Regions from separate parts of the Homo sapiens genome. Here region 2 is linked to region 1. Evidence: chromatin loops called from intact Hi-C (ENCODE). Cell type or tissue: PC-3. All regions are shown on one strand. Each heading gives the region's core, and the rest is flanking DNA. Links, peaks and the distances in the headings are about the cores only.

Evidence for each region. Peaks named below come from ENCODE experiments on the same cell type or tissue, not always from the same donor. Only the 100,000 strongest peaks of a DNase experiment are listed, where the experiment ranks them.
Region 2: a loop joins it to region 1, with 4 times the contacts of the local background. A loop is called at or near these places in 8 of 110 quality-filtered maps.

Annotation. Positions count from the first base shown.
Region 1 is chr1:220,982,455-220,995,005 of GRCh38, reverse strand. No RefSeq gene overlaps it. Among named protein-coding and RNA genes, the nearest start is that of HLX-AS1, 110 kb to the right of the region's middle. In PC-3, for the core only: a CTCF peak has its summit at 4,437; DNase peaks (open chromatin) are centred at 3,875 and 4,385; H3K27ac peaks cover 1,069 bases.
Region 2 is chr1:220,902,939-220,915,489 of GRCh38, reverse strand. No RefSeq gene overlaps it. Among named protein-coding and RNA genes, the nearest start is that of HLX-AS1, 29 kb to the right of the region's middle. In PC-3, for the core only: CTCF peaks have their summits at 6,376 and 6,583 (motif pointing left); DNase peaks (open chromatin) are centred at 8,349 and 9,039; H3K27ac peaks cover 1,433 bases.

The sequences.
Region 1 (12,551 bases), core at 2,537-7,536:
CCAGGGGTTGGGGGGATTATTTCTGAGGCTCCTATTTAAACTATACTCTTACTATACTTGTTCCTAGCCAAATAATCTCATTCTCTCTTTCTCCACCTGCCTTCTCCCCACCACATCCACAGGCCCACACACATTTTCCAGTTGGCCCTTTGCAATGGGGAAGCACCCAGGACTTAAGTGTGCATTGCGGGTGGTAAAGACGGGGGACCTAGAAAAATGAAGAAGCAAATCTTTACCGTTCAAAGGGAACCTCTTCCAATTTTGTGTCCTGGAGTTAATTCTCATCTTCCTTGTACTTTTTGTTTTAAGTTGAAATAGCTATGTATACCATACACCCACTTCCAGCAAATGAAAAACAAACCACTGAAGAAAAACTTCTGAGGTTATTTCCCAGCTGAACAAAATCAAAAATAGATGAGAAACATTGCAGAGATTTAGCTCACCTGACATTTTCAGTTTTATCAAAATTGTTCATCAGGGCGTCCTCACAACTTCTGACCCAAGTTTTACCAGCTTTCCTAAAGTTCCTCACTGAAGTCACTATTTTCTTCCACATCTTCTCCTTCCTAACTTATGTATCACTTGCTCACTAATAACATTAAAATTTATAGTTTTCTATCTGTTTAAGGGTCTAATTTCATATATGAGATGATAAGGCTGTTTTCCAGTAGTCTGTTAACAAATCATATCAGACCAAAGACAAGCAGACATCTAAGTATATTATTAACCTGGCTATTTTTTAAAAGCATATTTGCAGTTACTATTCTCTTTCAAGTAGCAACACTGCCCTTCCTGGTTTTTGTGATTTTGAGAAAGCTTCTCAGCCTCTCTCTAAACCCCAGTTAAAGAAACATAAGGCTGAGCATCATGGCTCATGCCTGTAGTCTCAGCTCTTTGAGAGGCTGAGGCAGGTGGATCACTTGAGGCCAGGAGTTCGACACCAGCCTGGCCAACATGGTGAAACCCCATCTCTACTAAAAATACAAAAATTAGCTGGGCATGATGGCATGTGCCTGTAATCCCAGCTGCTCGAGAGGCTAAGGCAGGAGACTCACTTGAACCCAAGAGGCAGAGATTACAGTGAGCCTAGCTCAAGCTACTGCACTCCAAAAAAAAGTTTTAATTAGCTGGGTGTGGTGGCACATGCCTGTGGTCCCCAGTTGCTCAGGAGCCTGCGGTGCCACTTGCACTCCAGCCTGGGGTGCAACAGAGTGAGACCTTGTCAAGGAAGGGGAAAGGAAGAAGAGGAGGGGAGGGGAGGGGAGGGAAGGGAAGAAGAGGAGGGGAGGGGAGGGGAGGGAAGGGAAGGGAAGGGAAGGGAGAAGGAAGGAAATAATGAAGATCTAACAATGTTTTTGAAAGAGAAAGGTGAAATAACATATGTGAAAGTGTTTTCAAAAACAGTAAAACTATAAAATGTAAAAAACTTATTATTTTATGGCTGTCTCTATTTTCTTGCCAGTAAAATGATATTAAATAGTACTCACCTTATAGAATTATTGTAAAGGCTAAATGAAATAAAACAGCAAAGGTGCTTAGCTTCATACTTACATAAGTGCCCAAAAATGTCAGCAAGCAACAGAAGCAGCATTTCCAAATCCCATGTGGTAAGTAAGGCACCTCTGGTCATCCCCATTTTATAGCTCAGAAAACCGAGGCTGTGGGAGGTCAAGGAGACTCAGACTAAACTTCAGCCTTTTATGACTCACTAGAGCATGTTTACATCCCTATGGCAGGCTGGTAGCAGAAACTCAGGGGTTGGTGGGTAGTGTTCGCAGGTTTTCCTATTTTTGAAAGGGTAAGTGGGAAGCAGCAAGCTCTGGTTCCTCAGGACACGTAGCTAAGGATCCACATGAGACACCACTTGCCCTCTCAGGGTTGCCTCATCAGCACCTGCAGCTCGATCACGTATTCATGCAAAATGCAAAATTAAAGAAATGAGGAGAACAGGATGGAGGGAGACAATCTTTGCTTTTACTTTAAATCTTCATTTGTAAACAGCTAAAGAAACAAAGGCAAAAAACAGTGATGAGTTTATCTACAAACACTAAAGCTCTAGACCTTTAGTAAAGAAAAACAAGGTAAGTCAAACTTCTGAAACCTTCAAATGATCTCGTAGTTTAGGTTTACCAAGGAGCTGGTCCCGGCATGTGGATGGTGGAAGAGGGGCAGAAAAAGCCAAAAGACTCCAACCAGTTCTCTGCACGTGATCTGACAGCAGGTTTGAGAGCTGCTTCTGGTAGGAAGAACAAAAGGCTCCCCAGGAAAGCCTCTTCCCAACCAGCTTTAGTTTGTCCAAAAAGAAGAAGGGAAAAAATAACTCAAGTCTTCAGCCAAGAACACCAGTAGGGGAATTAAAGAGCTGGGCACACAATAATTTTCAGTAACGTCAGAGGAGATTTAAATAGCAAACATCAGCAGAAAAGAATGGGGAAACCTCCAGTGCACTGACTTCATTGATACCCCATTTATCAGCAATTACTGACTCCATTAAAGGCCGAGTTTACAGCAGAAAGAGAAGCAGAGCCTAAAATATGTCCCAGCAGATGGACGGAGAGTGTCGGTGATGCCGTATTTCAAAGGCATCTGCAACGTTGTTATCATTGAACGTGGAGTCAGAGAGGCAGCAGACAAACAGCGCCCCGAGAGCCAGCAAATGATTTACTTGACCCTGGATGGGTAAAACTGACAGCAAAAACCTCATTAATTCCTCAGGTCATTCTGGAAGACATTAATTTGGTTTGGACTCACGACGAGGGGAGATTTTCCAGACATACACCAGGAATTATGAAATCTCCATGGCCGGAGAAAGTATGTCCAAATCACTTTTTGCATAAATCATGCTGACTTTCTGAAGAAGGATAATATGCTTAATCAAGGGAGTTATGGAACTTCTTGTGCTTATTAGACAGAAAATATAACAGTATTTTATTTGGTTATCAGTTCTGGGAGAGAGATTTTTTTCCCCCCTCTTTAAGCTAAAGTCTTTTCCTGCCAGCGTGGAAGAGATCCTTTGCAAGAGCTGGAAGAACCTAGATGTGCAAATAATTTGTTCATGCAAAAATAGCTTTTCTTTTTTTTTTCCTCTATTTTCAAATGGACATCGACATTGTGTGTGCCTCTCTTCTGAGTCCCAGCAAAGGGGTCAGCCTTCTCACCTTATCTAGAACTTTCTCAATACTGAACACACCCCTATAAATATATGACTATAAATGATAGTGACTGGTGGTTTTACTTTGTATATTTTGATGGCTTGCGCCAAAACTAAGAAGTCTGGTATTGAGACAGTTTGGGTTGAATTACTAAGTGTATAATCCTAACCAGAACAACCTCTCTATTCTCTCTCCAAGTCTGTGCGAGTCTGTGCACAAGCACACATAAGGAGAACCAAAGTCCTCTGATCCTCAAAAATTACACAGGTCACTTCTAATCCTGTGTAATTTAATGACTCTTAATGACTTTTAAGCTCTACAGTTTTCCCGGAAAACCCTGCTTCTTTGTCTCAACGTTAACTTGGGAAGAAAAAGGCGTGAAATATTTTTGAGAAAAAAAAACTTGTTGATTAAATCCAGGACAAAGCAGTCAGTTGGCTTATTTACATCAGTGAATCACTTCATTTTAGGGACACTGACAGAAAGATTAAGTGATTCAAAATGGTCAGGAGAGAAAGAGAGGGAGATTGAGATTGAAATGCTGCTAGGCAATGAGCTTATACCTGAGTGTCCAATGCATAAGCCGCAAGCCCTCTTTTCCTGATGATATCTTCCCTTGTAAAAGTTACATTCATCATGTTTAAAGCAAGGTTATCTCTGGTTGAAGAAAACATGCATTAGTACATTTTACTCATTCAACACTGAACACTCCCTATCAACAACCGTCTGCTTAAAGGGGACAAAGAGAACAAGAATTAATCACAGGAAGAGACAACTTAAGGGAGTTGGGCTATAAAATGGAATTCATTAGTAAGCCATAAAGTATCACTGCCTTAACTAGCCTTCCTCTTACACTCTGCTTTCTCTGCCCTGGGGCTGCACTGGCTCATTCACCTAACAATCTAAAGTCATCCCCATCCCCTTTGTCACCCCCTTTTCTCTTCCCACTGGGGACAGAGAGAACAGAGAGCTTATCTCTGAGGTAAGTGCAGGATCACAAGGTCTCTGGTCCACAAACTTCAGCACAAATATCTAATTGGAGCTTAACCCTCACATTCAAGGTCTCTTCTCATCCCACCAGCATCTTAGAACTGCATAAGCTCATCTCATAGGAGACTGTCACATCTAAGACAGAAAAATGTCCTAGTTAAAAACACAGGTTCAGGATTTTTACAGTCATAGGCTCATCAATTCTGGCACATCTCAGCTGGGTGACCTTGAATGAGTCACTTAACCTCTCAGCCTGAGTTTCCTCAGCAGTTAAATGGAGATAATAGTAATACCCAGCAGAGGGGGAGAGTGAGAATAAAATGAGATAAAGAAACAATATTTCAGTTCCCTGATTACAGCATAAGCAATGCATCCCTGAACAGATGTTGCCCTGTTGTAATGATCTGTTCTTGCTTGTATCTTTTCAATAGTAAAAATAATATTCCTGCCTATGTCCTGTTATTTCAATTTGATTAAAAGTATATCTAAAGATATCCAACCTTATCACTATGAAAAACCACCAAACCACAGAGATAAACAATAATGGAGAAAAGAAGGAACAAAGAATATACAAAGCAACCAGAAAGCAATTAACAAAATCACAAGAGTAAGTCCTCACCTGTCAATAATAGCCTTGAATGTAAGAAGATTAAATTCTACAATTAAAAGACTTAGACCGGCTGAATGGATAATGAAAAAGACCCAACTATATGCTGCCTACAAGAGGTTTATAGCAATAAAACATCAGAAAAACGTTTTCCTACATCAGAAAAGTAGGAAGATTGCAAGTAAACAACCTAACAATGCACTTCAAGGAACTAGAAAAGCAAGAATAAACCAAATCTAAAATTAGAAGGAAACAAATAATAAAGATCAGAGCAAAAATAAATGAAATTGAGACCAAAAAATACAAAAGATTAGCAAAATTAAAAATTGGTTTTTTGAAAAGATAAACAAAATTGACAAGTCATTAACTAGACTGAGAAAAAAAGAGAAAATACCCAAATACAATCAGAAATGAAGAAAGAGGACATTACAACTGATAACACAGAAACTCAAGGGATCGTGAAAGTCTATCATGAACAACTATATGCCAACAAATTGGAAAACCTATTGGTTCTAACAAATTGGAAATGGATCGATTCCTGGACACTTACAACCTACCAAGCTTGAACCAAGAAGAAATATAAAACTTGAACAGACCAATAACAAGTAATGAGATTAAATCAATAATAAAAATTTTCAGCAAAGTAAGCTACAGGACCAGGTGGCCTCACTGCTGAATTCTACCAAATTTTAAAGCAAAACTAATACCAATTTTTCTCAAACTGTTCCAAAACATTGAAGGGAGGGAATTCTTTCAAATTCATTCTATGAGGCCAGCATTACCATGATACAAAAACCAGATAAGGACACAACAACAAAAAAAGAAAACTATAAGCCAATATCCCTGATGAACATAGATACAAAAATGCTCCACAAAATACTAACAAACAAAATCCAGTAGCACATCAAAAAGATTATACTTCAGGATCAAGTGGGATCTATCAGAAAGTCCTAGCTAGAGCAATCAGGCAAGATAAAAAAATAAAGCGCATCAAAATTGGAAAGGAGGAAGTGAAATTGTCCGTTTGCAGACAACATGATCTTATATAGAGAAAAACCTAAAGGCTACACCAAAAAACTCTTAGAAATGGTAAACAAATTCAGTAAAAGTACAGGATATAAAATCAACATACAAATGTCAGTAATGTTTCTATACATCAAGAACAAACAAACTGACAAATAAATCAAGAAGCAATCCCATTTATAAGAGCTACAAAAAAATAAAATAAAATATCTAGAAATAAATTTAGCCAGAGAAGTGAAAGATCTCTACAAGGAAAACTATTAAATACTGATGAAAAAATTGAAGAGAGCACAAAAAAATAGAGAGACATCTAATGCTCATAAACTGGAAGAACTGATATTGTTAACATTATCATACTACCCAGAGCAATCTATAGATTCAACATGATCTTTATCAAAATATCAATGGCATTCTTCACAGAAAAAAACAATCCTAAAATTTGTATAGAACCACAGATGACCCCAACTATTCAAAGCAATTCTGAACAACAAAACAGTACTAGAGACAGCACACTGCCTGATTTTAAAATATACTACAAAGCAGAATATTTACAAAACAGTATGGTAAACAAAATAGCATGGTACTGGTTTAAAAACAGACACATAGACTAATGGAACATTATAGAGAACCCAGATATAAATCCTCATATTTACAGCCAACTGATTTTCAACAAAGATTTCAAAAACACTCACTGGAGAAAGGACAGTCTTCAATAAATGGAGCTGGAAAAATTTGATATTCATATGCAGAAGAATGAAACTAGACCCCTATCTCTCACCATTACAAAAATCAACTCAAATGGATTAAAGAATTAAGTGTAAGATTGGAAACTGTGAAACTACTAGAAGGAAACAGGGAAAATACTTCAGGCCATTGGTCTGGGAAAAGATTTTATAGATAAGACCTCAAAAGCACAGTCAACAAAAGCAAAAATAGATAAATAAGATGGTATCAAACTAAAAATCTTCTGCACAGCAAAGGGAACAATGAACAGAGTGAAGAGACAACCTGTAGAATGGGAAAAAATTCGCAAACTATTTACCTGACAAGGGATTAAGATCCAGAATATACAAGGAACTCAAACAACTCAACAACAAATAATCATCATCATCATCCAATTTTAAAAGGGGCAGATGATCTGAATAGACAGCTCTCAAAAGAAAACACACAACTGGTCAACAAGTACATGAAAAAATGCTTAACATCACTAGTCCTTAGGTAAATGCAAATCAAAACCACAATGAGACACCATTTCACCCCAGTTAGAATAATGTAGAAAAAGAGAAACTCTGTTGGTAGAAATGCAAGTTCATACAGCCATTATAGAAAACAGTAGGGAGGTTCCTTAAAAAACTAAAAATAAAACCACTATACAATCCAGCAATACCACTACTGAGGATACATCCAAAGGAAAGAAATCTATATGTCAAAAAGATATCTGTACTCCATGTTTATTGTAGCATTACTCACTATAGGGTAGATATGGAATCAAACTAAAGTCCATCAACAGAAGAATGGATAAAGAAAATGTGGTGTATATATACACAATGGAATACTATTCAGCCATTAAAAGAGACTGGAATCCTTTCATTCACAGTAACATGAATGAGCCTGGAGGATATTATGTTAGGTGAAATAAGCCAGACACAGAAAAATATATACCAAATATTCTTACTCATATGTGGAAGCTAAAAAGTTTAATCTTTTAGAAGTGGAAAGTAGAGTACTAGTTATTAGAGTCTGAGAAAGGTAGAGGGTAGAGGGGATAGGGAGAGGTTGGTTACAGCCATCCTATTACAATTACAGCCAGATAGGAGGAATAATTTCTAGCATTCTAGAGAACTGCAGGGTTGACTATAGCTAACATCAATTTATTGTATATTTTTAATTAGCTAGAACATAGGATTTTGAATGTCCTCAACACAAAAAAATGAGAAATATTTGAGATGATGGATTTGCTAATTACCTTTATTTGGTCATTGCACATTATACACATGAATTGAAATATCACATTATACCCCATAAATGTGTACAATTCTGTGTCAATTAAAAATAATAATAATTGTAAATAAAATAAAATGTATCTGTTCTTCTGCACATTCTTCTCGACTAATCCTCACCAATATAGACACTCACTAGGACCCAACACAGATTGGTTTTTTGACTAACATATAGACTGAAAGAGCTGCTATTAAAAGAGCAGCAAAAAACACTCAAGATTTTCATCTCTTAATCTCATATTTAGAGGATACTCATCCCTTCAGAATAAAGCAGGGAAAGAAGGGAAACAGTATAGTAAAAGAATTCTCCCCATCCTGATTTCTCCTTTAAGCAACCTGAAATGATTTATCCAATGGCATTGCATACATAGAGTGTTGTGGGTTAGATTTTATTCTCTGGTGTTGAAATATTGGGAAAAGGAAAAAATCTACATATCTTAAAATAGCCTTCTCAAAGTTCTTGGAATGTATCAACCCTACATCAATGATCCCCCAGCTGCTCCTTTTAAAAGCAGTATATTCAAACTGAAAAATCAATTTACTTTAAAAATGCCGAAGACTTAAAATCAAGATCTTACACAGAGGTGAAATCAAGGGTAGTTTCTCCCTTAAGGCTATCATTAAAATAACACATTTAAAAAAATAAATTAGAAGTCCTTTCCAACATCCGAGTTCACTTCTACATAGAAAGACATGGGTTCAGTAAACCCTTAATATTTCTGCACAAAGCTAAATTGCTTAGTGTCTCTGAGCCTCAGTGTCTCATCTATGAAAAAAAATGAACTGTTTTATAAACAGGATTAAACAAGCTGATATATACAAAGCACATATCTCTTAATAGGGCTTTTCATAAATGGCAGCGTTTTGGTGGTACTGTGTGGTATTAGAAGATTTATTACTAATACGTGATGAGGTTGCAATTTCTGGAACTAATTCTGACAAACTATTGTTGGAAGAATAGAGATTGCACTATATGAAGCCACAGAGAATACTTCAAACTTCAATAAATTTTCTTCGAATTTCAATAAATCAGCCCATTGTTTTATAAAATTCTAAGATACTTTGTTTAATTGATGTTTTTCATTAGAACAACTGATATTTTTGACTTTCTGAGTTGAACTAGTTCCTTTGTGGAAGTACAGAAAGCATCTAAATTATCTCTTTTGCTTTCTAACATGCAAACAAGTATGTCAATACCATTCAGTAATATTTCTCTCAGGCCACCCGGTTAGACATAATACCTAATATCAGCTAGGTAGAGAATAGGTAAGGCCTTTGTGTGAATGACATCCCAGAAACGCTCAATGATTTAGTCCTTGCAAATAAGACACAGTCAGTATTTATTCCTCCACCATGTCTTTTACACTAAATTTATTGTGGTTTTTCTAATTACAAAAGCAGTGCTTAGTCAGAATGAAAAATAAATGGGGAATATATCAAAGTACAAAAAAGAAAATAACTACTATTAGAAAAAAACAAGTGTTGGTGAGGATGAAGAGAAACTGGAAGTCTTGTGCACTGTTGGTGAGAATGTAAAATGGAGTAACTGCCATGAAAAATAGAAAAGTGGATCCTACAAAAATAAAAAATAGAATACCATGTGATCTAGCAATCCCACTTCTAGGAATATATGGGAAGAATTAAAAGCAAAATCTTGAAGAAATATTTTCATACTCATGCCCATAGCAGCCAAAAAGTGGATGGCCAAGAAATAAAAGAAGCCCAAGTGTCTATCAACAGACGAAATACAAGGGAATATTATTCAGCCCTAAAAAGGAAGGAAACCTTCTCACTTGCTACAACATGAATGAAACTTGAGGACATTATGCTAAGTGAAATAAGCCTCTCACAAAAAGGTAAATATTGTGTGATTTCCCTTGTACAAGGTATCTAAAGTAGTGAAATTCATAGGAACAGAAAGTAAAACAGTGGTTGCCAAGGGCTGGGAGGAGGGGGAATAGGGAATTGCTATTCAACAGTTAATAGAGTTTCAGTTTTGCAAGATGAAAAAGTTCTGGAGATCTGTTGCACAGCAGTGTGAATGCACTTAACGCTACTGAACTATATACTTACATTTGTTAAGATGATAAATTTCATTATGTGTTTTTTACCACAATTAAAAGGAAAAAAGCATCCATAATTCATCCTTCATGTATAAATCTGTTAATATTTTGATGTTGCAGTTAAAATCCACATTTCTCATTGAGTCAAATGTTGTTAACATTTTCTCATGGCATTAAATATTCTTCTACAACCAACCACATTTTAATGGCCGCATAGTTTCCATTGTTTAAATGATCCCCTATTATTGGGTTGTGAGTTATTATTGCTTGCTATTACAAATAAATCATGATATACTCCAGTTTTACATTATTTTAAAATTTCATGTTATATTTCTTACATTATATCTTTATTTCTTACATTTATGTCTTTAGCAATTGAGTGGGTTTTTGGGTTTTGTTTTGTTTTTAGCGTGGCATTTAAGATATTTTTGCTTCTAAACCTCTGTGATTCTGAGAGCACAACTCTCCTCCTCTCTCAAGAAAGGAAGGAGAATTGAGGGAAGCCAAATCAATCTCTAAAAGAAGTAAAATTCTAAGTTTGAAAACAGCAATGATTTCAGCATAAGGCTTATCAAAACTGGCCTCTCACAAATTGTCCCCTTCCCAGAGAATATCTGTAAGGAGAACATAAACCGCAGACACAACTGATGCCGGTCAGAAAATGATCCATGTGAAACGGGCAAAGTTCCCTCATCACCCTCGCAGGGCGTGAGATGGGGGTGTGGCTCGCTTCTTCAATGCTCGGCAGCTCACACCTCTAGGGGGAGCATGCAGATGGGCAGGTTGTGTGGCTCCGACCCCACAGCAGTGTCTAGGGGTGAATATTTACACCTCCTGAAGCCCCAGTGGGCATGTTACAGCGTGCTCTTTTAGTTTTGCCATGGGTAGGTGGTTTGTGTTAATCAGCTCAATTAGACCCTCTGCCTAATAGCAAGGACAGAGGGCTTTTGGTATCCCGGTGTTCTTGCCTTGGTGTACTGGAAAAATTGGATCACACCTGGGCTTGGAGAATGAGTCCAAGGTTTTATTGAGTGGTGGAAGTAGTTCTCAGTGGAGGGATGGGAGCCAGAAGAGGAGGTGATCTTTCCCTGGCGTCAGGCCAGTCAGTGGCGGGGCTCTCCTCTGACGGCCCTGGGCCGAACTCCAGGTCACCCAGCTATAGACGGCCTGCCCGCATCTGCTGGTGTCTGCCAGTGGGTTCTTCTCGACGTCCAGCCACTTGTGTGCCCTTCTGCTGGTGTGTTCCTCTCAATGTCCAGCGCTTGTGTCTGTGCCTGCTAGGGTCTCAGGGTTTTCATAGGCACAGAATGGGGGCGTGGCGGGCCAGGGTGGTCTTGGAAAATGCAACATTTGGGCACCAAAACAGAAACGGCTATCCTCACCTAGGTCCCTGTGCACAGGCTCGGCTGAGGGATGGGGGGCGGACCCCTGGCCGGGAACCCGCCATTCTCTACCCAGCACTTCCCTGCCCCTGTTCCCTGATCACATGCTCCCAGGATCAAACTTCAGGCCATCTGGAGCCACAGCACATCCTCAACCCTTTTCTATAGAATGGAATTATTTCCTGAGACCTTGCTTCCCTCAGAAAGTAACTGATAATATTGCTTGGGGGCTGATGTTATCACCCCCAAGTTATCAATGAGAAAACTGAGGCCCAGAGTAGTTAAATAACTCACCCAATGTCACACAGCTAAGAATAGCAGAGTGAAGGCTCAAACTCAAGCCTCCTGCACTTTAGCAATGTGATCTTGCCATATGGAATATCATGATCGATCACGCAGCACTAGGCGCAAAAGCACACTTGATTAATAGGATATCTCTAATTCCCTTTTTTTTAAAAAAAAATCTATGAGGAGGCCATTACTACTTACCTAGGGAAGACTATGTGGCATGTTTCAGAGAAGGCCTCCCTGTTGCTGGTTCTATTCCTTTTTCTTCCCTGGGCTGGACTAACCCAAATAATTAAGAAGAGTATTTCTGAAGGAAGTTAAATAACCCCAATTAGGAATGCTCTATTTTAGGAGGAACTGGGACGGCAGATCTTATTTCCATATGGCAGTTGCATGTGTTTATTAATAAAAAAGACTAAGGAAAGGTCTTCTTTATTAATAAAAGTCTTCCATGTGACCATGGAATAGTTATCTTGCGCTAAATTCCTGGGAACCAGACACAGGCTTTTCCAGCTTGTCCGCTGCAATCGTTTGTGGCCACTATGAAAGAGTTTATCCTCAACTCTCCCCCTAGAATGGCTGTTTCTGAAATGCGAGTCCTGACAAAATGACTCACTGGGGCCATGTTAACTTTTATCATCATCTGTTTTTAGCAGTAATTAGGCCATAGTGATTTTGGCGGCAGCACATAAGTCAAATTTGCAATCGCTCCCTGCACTAAAAATCCTGGTGGTTATTATTGGCGTTTCGCGGCCCTATGATTCACACGGGTTTGGAGTGTTGCTGCTTAAGGTATCTGGTCAGGTAATTAGGGAAGTGTCGGTTTCTTTTGTTTCAGTCAGTTCAGATCAAAGACCTGCCAAAGTCGGTCCCTGAAGTCCTTGTCTGAGCCCCACTGTGTCTGCTGCTATGCAGATAAATCCTTAAAGATAGAAAACCCAGCCATTCACAATATGAATGGTCTTTCTTTATTATCACTAAGCTCTACACAGTTTCCAATAGTCATCTGGAGGATGTGCAAGGTTTGAAAGGATTTTAATTTTTTG
Region 2 (12,551 bases), core at 4,450-9,449, 81 kb after region 1:
TACAGTCTATACCCTTCCTATGGTCACAATATCCCAGCCTCTCCTGCACCTCTCAGAGGTATCAACATTCATGGGTACTGTAACAAGGTGCCCATCCTTGACCCTGCACATGCCTAGCTCAAAACCCCGTGAACTGAGAAGGACTCTGGGATTGCCCACCAGCCTCTATGATGACAGCGCATAATTTATTAGCCCCTGCATTTCTCTTCAGTACGTGACAATTGCATATGTTCTAAGGGGACAGCTGAAGGCCCATTAATCTTCACCCTAGTGGGGAAGAGACTGATGGTAATTTAATTTAACTGGATGGGTAAGGTAGATATAAGAGACCACAAGGTAAAAATGACAAGATTATTAACTGCACCTAGGGCCGTCTGTTTACCAAGCTGCCTCAGTAAATGGAAGCGGGTTGGTTAAACGTGAACCAAGGTTCAAGCAAGGTTTACAGAGGGGAGTTTCTGGCAGATGTGGGTAATGGCAGGGCTCCACATTTCCAGGAAGAAAGCAAAGGACTTTTGTGGTTAGAAGAGGAACTTGGGCTTCAACCAGCTTAGCAAGCAGGCTAAAGTTTAAAAGGTCAGGGCAAATTCAGAAATATTTCTCTCCTACACCCACAAAAAGGAAACGGTTGAACTTAATCACCAAGGTCCCCCTTTGAGTCCTCCCTTGACAGACCTCCCATTCCAACTAACTCAATTTTTCCTCCTGTCCAAGTTGTTTTTAAAGGTTGAGCTACAGCGCTTTGTCTGAGGGGAGGCAAGTCCTCTGCCACTACCCTCACCAGCCTGCGGAAGGATTTGAGCAGGCTATCTATCTCTGGGGAGCTTTCTATTCAGAAGCCCACACCCAGCAGAGAAAGCATCAAGTAAATGCCTGCAAATTCACCATTCCTCATTGTCAACATCCACCATACACAGACCATTGCCAGAGAGGAAAACCACTTTCCCAGTTCCTGATCCGGCTCTGGATTTGTGCACAGAAATGTAATGATCAGCTTCCAGCTCTTTCCAATGTCCCAGCTTTGTGCCTAAACTGACCCTGGTCCCAGCCCTGTTGAAGCCCTGCCCTTTGCCCCATTTCCATGCCCAAATTCACCATGCCAAACTACAGATCAGCAGGACCACATAGGTTGTCCCATAAGGGACAGTGTTTACATTAAGACACTAACAAGAATAAGTGTTTAACACCTTATGATTCACAAAGCACTCATCTAAAATGATTCTTATTTAGCCCTGTGTCTGGGCAAAGTTACTAATTTCTCCAGTTTACAGGTGAGAAAACGGAGACTCAGAGGGTTTAGGTGTACTAAGGCAGCAGGAAGCACAACAGATATTAGAATCCCTCTGTAAGTACTTATTTTACGTTTTTGTGGAGAGAGAGAGAGATTTGTATACGTGTGTATCTCTCTGTGGCAGACACTATTACTTGCCTCTTCAAAAGTCATTAGCCCCCTTAGTCACAGAACCAGAATTTTATTTAGTATGGCCAGAGATGCACTGGTGTCTGGAAGTGGACCCAACTTCTGGTCTAAGAATGGGCATATGACCCATTTCTGATCTATAAGATGAGAGAGGAAGTCAGCTAGAGGGTTTCTGGAAAGATTTTCCTCTATGATAAGAGGGAAGCACCATGAGGGGAAACTTTCCTGCAACACATTGCTTATTGTCCCCTGCTTTCCATCATGGATTAATGAGGGTGTGATGACCAGAGCAGCTGCAACTTTTTTGCAGTAAAGACAGAGAAGGCCAAAAACATCCAAGAGATGACAACCCAGAGCCCTGTTATCTTTAAGCTGCTAAACTAGCATCAGCAACTGCATTCCACCATACGTCTAGTTGAAGCCATTTTTAGTTGAGCATTTTGTTTACTGGAGGTAAAAGCCCTCCGAGATAATATGCTTCCCCACCAGTTGATGAGAAACTCAAGGACAGAGACTATATTTTATTTATGTTTCAGACCCCTCTGGAATTTAGTCCAGAAGTAGTCACTAAATATATGTTTGCTAGAATAAAGGCAACAAGGAACTAAATGTGTACTTCTAACAGATAGACCTTAGCGTGATGAACTTGTCAGAACCAGTGAAGTAGAATTTTGGGTCTTTGCTGAGATTTCAGTTGGTTCTGTGTTAACATTGTTATTACTGCTACCATTACTCTTCCTTCCTTCCTAGAACTGTTCTCACTATTTCCATATATCTCAACAACTAAAAACATGTTTTTTATAACATTGAAAAAGTAATGCGCTTCTGCAATGAAGATGTTTTTCTTATTTAAAAATAGAATCTCTTAAAGGTGACATTCAAAATCAGTAAAAGAAAGATAAATTATTCAATAAGTGATGAAATAATCTAATAACTATCTGAAAATATCAAATAAGATTCAGTACTACACACCAGAATAAATTCCAGATAAATGACAGTTCACTATATTATAAGGTAAATCATTACTGGACTTCATTAAAAAATCCGAAGAACCTATTAATAAATATTTATATAATGTCAGCTTCGGAAGAACTTTGTATAGCAGAAATCATAAAGAAAAAAATTGAAATATTGACTACATAAAAAGTTACATTTTCTGAATATTAAAAAAACATAAACAAAATTAAAGGAGAAATAACACTGGAAAAAGTATTTGCATATGAAGAGTTAATGTCTTAATTTATATAGGAATCTTACAAGAAATCATGAAAGAAACAACACCCCAGTCACAAATGTGCAGAAGACATTAGCTCAAAATTGATTCAAATAAAATAAAAATACCAACGATTAATACACATATGAAAATATAGAACCTCACTGGTAACAAAAGACATTCAAATTAAAATGAGATCTCCTTCACCACTTTTGCCTATCATATTGGGAAAGATTTCTTTTCATTATTATATCAAGCATTTGGGAGAGGTTGGAAACATGTGCAATTCATAAGCTCCTGCTAGAACCAGAAAACAGAAAATAAAAATTCACAGCAAACAAAATAGCAAAAAGAAAAGAAAACCATAATATTATCGGGCCATAATATTATTTTACAGAATGTACCCTAAGGTAATATTTTTAAGATGAATACAAAGATTTATCTATAAATATACTTATTGCAGCATTAAGAAGTTTAAAAGTTTGATAAACTTTTAAATGTTTGTTAAATGATTGTATAGCTGTTCAGTGTTGCTACACAGCAAATATTGCTACAGGGAAATGCTCCCCACCTTAGTGGTAAACGGAACAAGCAAAATAAGCAAGTCATGAAATAGCACAGGCACCTTCACATGAAAATGGAAGTTGGTAATGAGGTAATGGAAGCAGAGAATTTTTTTGGTGGGGTCTATTCTAAAGTTTCTAAAGTTTTCTGTGAATTATATGTGTTATGTTTATAAACAAAAATTGTTATTTTTGATAGATATTACAGGCAGGGAAGGGTAAGGTAGATAGGAGGGGGGACAAAAAGAGGTATGGGTATGAACATACAGTTAGATGAAAGGCATAGGATCTATTGTTTGACAGCAGGGTAGTGTGACTACAGTGAACAACAATGTATTGTATATTTCAAAATAGAACAGAGTACTTGAATTGTTCTCAACATATAGAAATGGTAAATACTCAAAGTGAGAGACACCTCAAATACTCTGACTTCATCATTACACATTCTACGTATGTAACAAAATGTCACATGTACCCCATAAATATGTAAAATATTGTATATCAATAAAAATGGTTATTTTTATGTAAGAAAAATAATCACAACCTCTCTTATTTGAATACCACTAGCCAAGAAATGTGCTGCTCCCAATAATATTTCAAGTCATAACACATTACTTCCTAGTCACTTTACAACATTGACACATACACCTAACAAAGATAGAGTGCTAATAAAAAGAAGTCGTACTGTATTAATAATAAACTTTTTTGAACAAATTCCGTTAATAAAACTGAGAAAATGTCCATCTCCACAATGGCTTACATGGACACTATTTTGTATAACCCTACAAGAGCCCTCTAAGGGGGAGAATGAGCAAACTGAGGCTCAAGGTGTCTAAGTGACTTGTCAAGGGGAGGAAATAATAACTGCCACACCTGAGGACCAATGGCTTCACTGCACACTTTGGCCTTCATGCAAGATTATAGATGAAGGAAGAATGGACCTGAGTGAGTCCCATCACCTGCATGGTTTTCAAGTACTATGGCCCCAGGAACTGAAAGCCTGAGAGCCAATTCCAGTCTCTGCATAGCCCCCAGCCCCTGGCATTGCATATGCCCCTGAAGGGGTCTCCTGGACTCTCTCTCTCTGCCTCTATTCCCCAACTATAGGAAAGCGGAGCTCAGACCTGCCCCTTCCTCTTACAGTAGGGTGGGCCAGCTGAACAGCATTCATAGAGAGCCAGAATGGGTCAGGGCTGAGCATGGTTAGACACAAAGCCTTGTGTAGGAGTCAAGTCAAGCAGGAGATCATAGCTCAGCCAGAACTGCCAAATTGGTCTCCAGTGTCTCATCACCTGAAGCCCTTCTCCTTAACATTATGCCAAGGACCAGCAAGGGAACCTGAAAATACAGCTCATGTTCAGAATCATACTCAATAAAGTTTCTTCTCTGACTGATACCTTAGTACAGAATGATCTGTACGGAATACCAGAATCTATGCAGGATATAGTTTTTTTGTGTTAGCATCCTATCTTTGTTAGGTGCATGCGTCAATTTTGTGAAGTAACTAGGAAGTAATGTGACAGGAAATATTACTGGGAGCAGAATGTTTATTGGTTGTGATATTCAAATAAGAGAAGTTGTGATTATTTTTCTTACATAAAAATAACTATTTTTTATTTTAATAATATTTACATATTAATGGGGTACATGTGACATTTTGTTACATATGTAGAATGTGTAATGATCAAGTCAGTATTTGAGGCATCCATCACTTTGAGTATCCTTCCTTTTGACAGAAAATACAGCAAATTCATAATACGGATCTATTTTTGTCCCGTCTACTCATATGACATAGAGACCCAGCCTAAGACGCAGGCCTTAATCAGACCCCCCAGGTGACTTAGAGCCATTCCACACTTTATCCACCTGGTCAGCAGTACCTCGTATCCTCTGAGGCCCAGCGCCCATGTCGCCTCCCTGAAGCCACCGTCGTCCTTTCTGCTTCTCCACAGGCCAAGCAGATTTCACTGCAGCTCTGACTAGTGTCCCTGAGGCACACAGTCACTACACAACCCCCACATGTTGTGGCATTCACTGGTGTGCTATGATCAGCTGTCTGCTCATCTCTCTTCTCCACTGTGCTCTGAGCCCCTGGAAAGCAAAAAACCACATCTAATTCCCACAGCACCTGGCACAGAGGCTGGTATATGGCCAGTGTGATGCTTCATTGAGGCAGTTAACCCCTTTGGTATGTTCAAGAATCCCTACCAAAAAAGCCAGAGGATAGGAACTCATAGTCAAATGACAGGGAAAAAATGAGAATTGCAGACATTCCTGCTGCAAGATAGAGAACATAACTGTAAAGACTGAATGAATGAATGAATGAACAAATGCATACATACATACTCTCCCTGGTCTGAGAATGACCAAAAACACAAAGAAGGTATTCACCAGAGAAGTGACACAATTTGATCATGGAAACAAAGTGCCAAAACTGGGGGAGGGGGACTTGGGTAGGATATCCAGAAAATTATCATCAGTTGTGAAACAAATTCTTTTAGAGGAAGCTTGATTATTTTGATTATTGAAGTACGACATGAACCAACCCCAGAAGAGGCAGTGCCTGGTGGTGCCATGTCTTCATATTTTTGAGTGAGTTAAGTGGTGGCCATACAACAGCCAAATAATCAACCAGATACAGAAGAGGGTTGCAATGGTGTTATTAAAACCTCCGTATTTCACAAATGGGGAGTTGAAACCCAGAGGAAAGAAGAGACATACTTCAAGGAATATACTCAGTTACTTGGGTCTAGAACCCAAGTCTCCCAGCTCTCAACTCATTGGGAGAGGGAATTCCTTCCTCAAAGTAAAGCAAATGGCAAATTAGAAATTACAGAGAATGTGGTTGCAGGGAAACATACTTTCGGGATATAAGATGCTTTAAAGGCTTTTATTTTTCTTCCTCTTCCAAGAAGGACTGTTCATGTCAGTTTTTCTGCCCACCTACAAATACTTGGATTATCACAATTCAAGAATTAGTGAAGAAGATACCAAATTATACCTGAGGTGTTGTTAGAACAGTTGCTCTGCAATGGTGATTGACTTCATTATTGTTTGTATAACCACATAGAAAAGACATACATGTATTCGTCTTAAAACCAAAGCTGGAGGGCCCAGACCTGATACCAATTCCATCTTCACCATGAAGGATGGTGAGTTTGGGGAAGTTACTTTACTTCCCCCTCAAAACCTAGTTTCCTTAACTTTAAAATGAAAACAATATCTGCCTCATATAGATTATTTCTGATGATTAAATCAAACATTGTGCAGAGGCCTGGCACATGAAAGATACTTGATTAAAAATTAGCTCACCCCTTCCATTTTCCTCCTCTGCAAATTATTCAGAATGTACAATCAGAGCATGAGGAAACTACCACCACCTGGTGTACGGGTCTCAAAACTGCATAAGCGGCAGCAAAGGTGAAAATACAACTTCCACTGAGGAAACTGCAAAATGAAACTACACAAATGACTGAATGCATCATACAAAAAATACAACAATTATTCTGGGATAGAGGCCATTGGCCACTCCAGGATGATGGGTAGAATTAACAAGGGCAACCTTCCTGGAAGAGGTACACCTTATTTTGAAATGTAAGTGGAGGAAAAAGGATGTGGACAGATTGGAAAGAATGAAGAACAATTTTCTGCACAATTGGAAAAAAAGTCGGAAGCAAAAGAGGAAGGTCCTGGTGGCAAATAATGTCAACTGGAACATTTAGCCCAGCCATGCCTGTTAAGCCTTTAGGGTCTTTAATCACAGAAGAACAAGGAGGGAGGACTGGGTGTAAGTCACTCACTAGGAGGTTGCAACAACCAGCTGGTAGTATTCAAAGCACAACATCTCTAACTTGTGGATGTCGGCCTCTTGTTCAGGGCTTGCTTTAATGGACAGGTGTTGGAGGCAGGTAAGATCATTCTAGCAAAGAGCAGTCCCTCCCTGTAGAGCTCCAGAAAGGGTGGAAATGTGTTTCTCCTCAGACATATGGGTAATGGGCAGAGCTCATTGAAGACAGCAGTCCTGTCTGACCCATCTTGGGGATCCTGACAATACCTAACTCAGAGCTCAGTACCTGGAAGAAGCTCCGTACATGGCTAAGTGGATTTTCCCAGCTGGTAGGGATCAGAGGTTGTATTATGCAGTTAAGTTTCTAACCCAGCTCTCTACTCTGCATCCTTACTCTACATTCTGGGATGTGCTATGCCCTCTCTTTCTTCCAGATCTTTAAAGATGTTTCTCTTTATGCCTGAAAAATATTCTAAAGGTCCCAATTGAGACATGGCATCTTCCAAAAAGTCTTCTCTGACTTCCTGCAGCATTCAGTAATTCTCTTACAGTCCTAGCATGTATTACCACATCGCATTATGATTTGTCGTCCTCTTACCTGTATCTAGGTTTGACTCTAAGTTCCATGAAAGCAGAAACAATGATTCTCTTGTTGGTTGCTATTTCCCAAGAACCTAGTACAGTGCCTGGCACATTAGAGGTCCATAACGATTTAAGCTGAAATTAGCAGGATGTCCTAAAAACCCTAATCTGAGTAGCCTACAAATGAAGCAACTCAGGAGGGGAGGTAGCTCCCCTAGAAGTGCCCACCTCAGCTCCCTGAAGCTTGCCTCTGACACTTCTTTGGTCCAGAGTAGTGCTGTCGTTCAGTCTAGCACCATCTTGGCAGGGCCGACTTTGGCCACAATATCTCCACCTGTCATAGGTTTATGGGGATCCAAGTTATCCCACACCTTACACCACACTCTGAGCATGCTTCCATATGTTGAACAGCCTGGGTAACTGAACTGGGTATGGTGCCTCAAACACAAGGCTGACCAAGATAAACAAGGCCATGCACAATAGTTTTCTAGGGAGAGCTCACCCTGATTCTCTAACTCCAACAAAAAGAAGAGAAAATCATGAAGGAATGAGGCATGAAGGATTAACCCTCACAGGACTCAGAGCCCAGAGCCCTAGATAGTCACATTGGGCACTTCCACATGTTCCAGGTGACATCAGGTTAAAAGAGGCATCCAGGATAGCCCTAGAGTGGGAAAGAAGTCAACTGGGCAGTTTTTGGAGGAAAGGAAAGGATTAAAGCAGGGAGAGATGAGTAACCCACAGTGGAGGGCCTGGCAGCACCAGCCAACTATTTGTACATGGCCCCAGGCATTTCTAGCATCAGCCGCCTGCCAAAGTAAATACCTCCTCCCTCACAGCAGCTTCTTCTTCCTCCTCCTATCAGCAACATAAAGAAATCTATCTCCCCAAATCTAGAGGATGCACGATGGTGCCTTCCAGAGGGGAGAGTCTATTCTGAGGTGCATGAGAGATGTCACAGGCATGTGGCAACTGCCAGTAGCAGACTTCAAAATCAACCTGGTTTCTGCAGTAATATTTTTCCCTCCTCCTTAAATTCAGCCCAGTTATTTAATAATGTGAACTCACCCATCATTTGTTTCCCCACAGGGCTTACCCCTCCCTGCAGCTAAGCATGACCTAGGTGGCCCATTTCTCCCAGAAAACCTCCCACACTGCTAGATCACTTGTATTTTGCAGGCACTGATGGTATTAGGCAGTTCTGCTACTTACTATACCCAGGCATCTATACATGGTGGTGGGACTGTTGCAATAAGTGGATTTGGCAAGAGCTGGCTGCTATAACAGAGTCTGGTCCTTTTGAGTTCTTCACTCCTATACTCCCATCCCTTATAACAATCCCTTGATTCCAGATTTTACCTTCAAAAGTGGACCATGGCCTTGGCTGGGTTCTGCCCCATAGACTTCTTATGACATAATTACTCTTGCCCTCTGACCATGAGTCTAGCCAAGCCTGACCCTCATTCTATTGATTCGCCCTGAGTCATTTGTCAACAGAGTGGCTGATTCCCCGTGTCTAGGTAAGCATGGGAGGCATTTCATCAAGACATTTGACACCTTCCTTTGAAAGGTGAATGACAGAACATATGAATACCTCTGATTAACATCTAAAGGCAGCCGGGGCCCCCCTGAAATTGCCCCTCCATGGAGTAGCTCTCAAGTAAATCCACTGTAGGGACCTCTACCATTTCAACTCATTTATCAGCAATTCCATCTGCTTCAATTTGGGGCACTCCATGTGTCTGTGGTTCTGTCATGTCTCTCTGGAGTTGCTCCCTCAACGGTTTCTGGCCTCCATGCATGGCCTAATCCAGGCTGTCATCTTTCCCTGTGATATAGCTGGGGCAGCTGTTGCTTCTTCCTCGATAGTAGAGGGGTGGTTGCCAGAAAGCCTGAGGGGCCCACCATCCAATTTCCATGCTTGGAGCTAAATATGCATGTGCATGATCTTTCCTTGAAACTGGAGGAGGGGACTCAGTCCCTCTACCTTTTACACCAAATTGATTTGATGTCTTCTTAAGGAGTGGTGAGGTCATCCCTGCTCCTATTCAACTTCAAAGGCCAACTTCTCATTAACCTAATTGCCTGACTTTGAGTAACTTGCTTAAATTACCAATTAATGGATGGCCATTTCTGTCCAAACAAAACATTTTAAAGCATTCCCACTGAAAATAAATTGCTTTCAACCATGACAAATGAGTGTCTACCTGCCCAGAATTATTATAATAACTATAGTAGGTATGCTTCTAAGCACTGAGAAATTTGTAAAAGAAAAGTACCAGTGGCAAATTTATATATATTACAAATTGTTGAATCCTTTTTCAGTGATGGAATTTTGAAAAGTTTTTCATTCAACCAAGCTACACTAAAGTATAAAGGCAATTAAATGTCAGGGCTGTAGAGCATTTGTCCTTTGGAGGGGGGGAATCCCTCAGGAAAAGAATACCGAAACTATCAGTAGCCCCTGTTGGCTATATTAAAGCTAATAAAATTACTAATGATACATTCCTCGTCAATGAGGGGTCCCTGCTGTGCTGCTTCTGTCTGCTTTAGTCACAGTGAACAAGGCAGGAAGATTGAATTATTGGCTGGATTCATTTTATTGGTTTGAGCTTTAGGGGGAGGGAGTTATATGGGAGATTCTTTTTATGTTTTGCTTTTTTGCTCTCAAGAAGCAGCTGGTTTTGTCTTTAGTTTCAAATGTCTATTTAAAAAAATCAGGGCAATCATTAGAAGGCAGGAATTTGGACATGGGCACTTCCCAAAACACCTGATGTCAATCCCAGCTGGGTTTGCCAGGAATGGCCTATCAAGTCTCAACTGGGAGAGATATGGGGGAGGAGGAGATAAAGGGCTGAATTGATGGCTGCAGGCATGGCTGACAGGTGGCCCTAGGAGAGGAAGGGAGGGGGTGCATGTTAGGAAGTGCCAGAGAGGAAGAAAAGCTGTGGACTCAGTGGACCAAAGCTTCGGGACAGAGACTGGGCCTGCAGCCCTTGGGCTCACCAGCACTACCACGGTCGGATCCCTGTCCCTTGCTGATGCAAGCTCCCTTTTAAAATTTCTATAGGGAGATGGCAGCTATGGCATGCAAGATATCACAATTCCACTTGCCTCGAGAACAGCATGGGCTTCCTGAAGAAGTGTACATTCCCAGTGTAATTTCCTGGGAATGGAAACTTCTGACAGAAAGAGGTGGTGCTGATTTCAGAGTGTAGTTTCCTGAAAGCCTGGGATCTTATTACTGCTCATTCCCTTTAGCATCAACAAAATAGCCTTTTCCACCATAGACTGGGGCACTGGGGATAACAAAGAGAAACCCAAAACCTGGACTGAAACTCGGCCTCCAATCTCTCAGACTGTCTCCTCCTAACTGGAAGGGCCCAGACCCAAGATGCCATGAAAACTCTGGAGCATGTGTCTGTGTACCGAGCAGCCAACTCTAGCACTGGATGCTCCTCTGAGAAACACTGCTCAGAGCCCAGGACTGTGATCATGCCCACAGCTCGACAGTGGTCTGGTATTTATGCCCATCTGCATACTGGCTTTCCTTTAGATCCATTCTTTGCTCTTTTCTGACCTACGCTGTACCCAGGGGGTTGACTTCAGTGGATCTCATCTTCTGCTTTAGCTGATGGGATGCACCGGCAGGAGATTGGGGCAGGTGGTGGGAGGTGGCTGAGGAAAGAGCATATTTCTTCCTCCTGCTCCCTCCCTAAGGTGATAAGGGACACCATTATGGCAGTGGCTGTGCCCTCTACCCACAGCCACAGCTGGGTGCCTTCTCTGCCTCAACCTCAGCTCCAGGATTCAGCAGCAACATTCCTCCTGTGGGAGGCTGAATAACGGCACCCAAAGATAGCCAGCTCCTGATCTCTGGCACCTGTGAATGTTGCCTTATATGACAAAAAGTACTTGCAGATGTGATTCAGTTAAGGAGCTTGAGGTGAGAGATTAATCTAGATTGCCTGGGTGGACGCTAAATGCTACCACACGCATGCTTATGAGAGGAAGACAGAGGAAAACTGGATGCAGAAGAAGAGTCCATGTGCCAGAGAAGCAGAGAATGTAGTGACACAAACACAAACGAAGGAATGCCAGCAGCAACCAGAGGCTGAAAAAGCAAAGAACAGTCTCCATCGGAGCCTCCAGAAGGAACCAGCCGGGCCAACACCTTCACTTTAACCCAGGGAAACTCACCTTGGATTTCTGGTCTCCCAAGCTGTAAGCGAATACATTTCTGTTGTTTTAAGTCACTAAGTCTGTGTCAATTTGTGACAGCAGCCTAGGAAACTAATAAACCTCTCCAGCCTGCTGTTGATCATGGCAACATCTCTTGTTGGTTCCCACACCTCTGTAAATAGTCCTTTATGAAAGAGTCTATTCAAAAATCCTCACTGAGTGTGTCTTCTGTTTTCTGCTGGAATCCTGAGATATTCTACTTCTTTCCAAAAAGAATGTAAGATAGCATATTTTTTAACGAGACAATAAAATTGTGCCTAATGAGAAAATGCAGAAGAAAAAGAAAATAAAGATAAAAAAATAGGAAGCCAAAACAATTATTAGTATCCATAATTCATGCCATACAGGCCTGAACACTTTTCAAGAATTAGCCTGCAGCTTCCACTCTAAGTTCCCTAGCAGCCAGCACTAAAAAGCATGATCAATTAGAGTTTACTATTTCCTAAACTGGCTTGATAATAGGAATCACCTGAATACCTTGCCAAACATCGAAATATCCAGTCATCACCTCATCCAAGACTTGTCAAATCAGAACCTACTAGGGAAGCAGTAAGAATCTGGAACAAATATCCAAGATGAATTAGATGAGTCACAAATTGTGTAAGATAAGAAAAAAACATGGGGGTTGTTCACAAGAGCAATAGTGTTAATGATGTGAAAAAAGCCATCATCTCAGGACTAGAAAGATGTCTCCAATTGTGTGCTCTTCCAGCTGTGGTCAAGCACTGTCTCCAGTGCCCATGC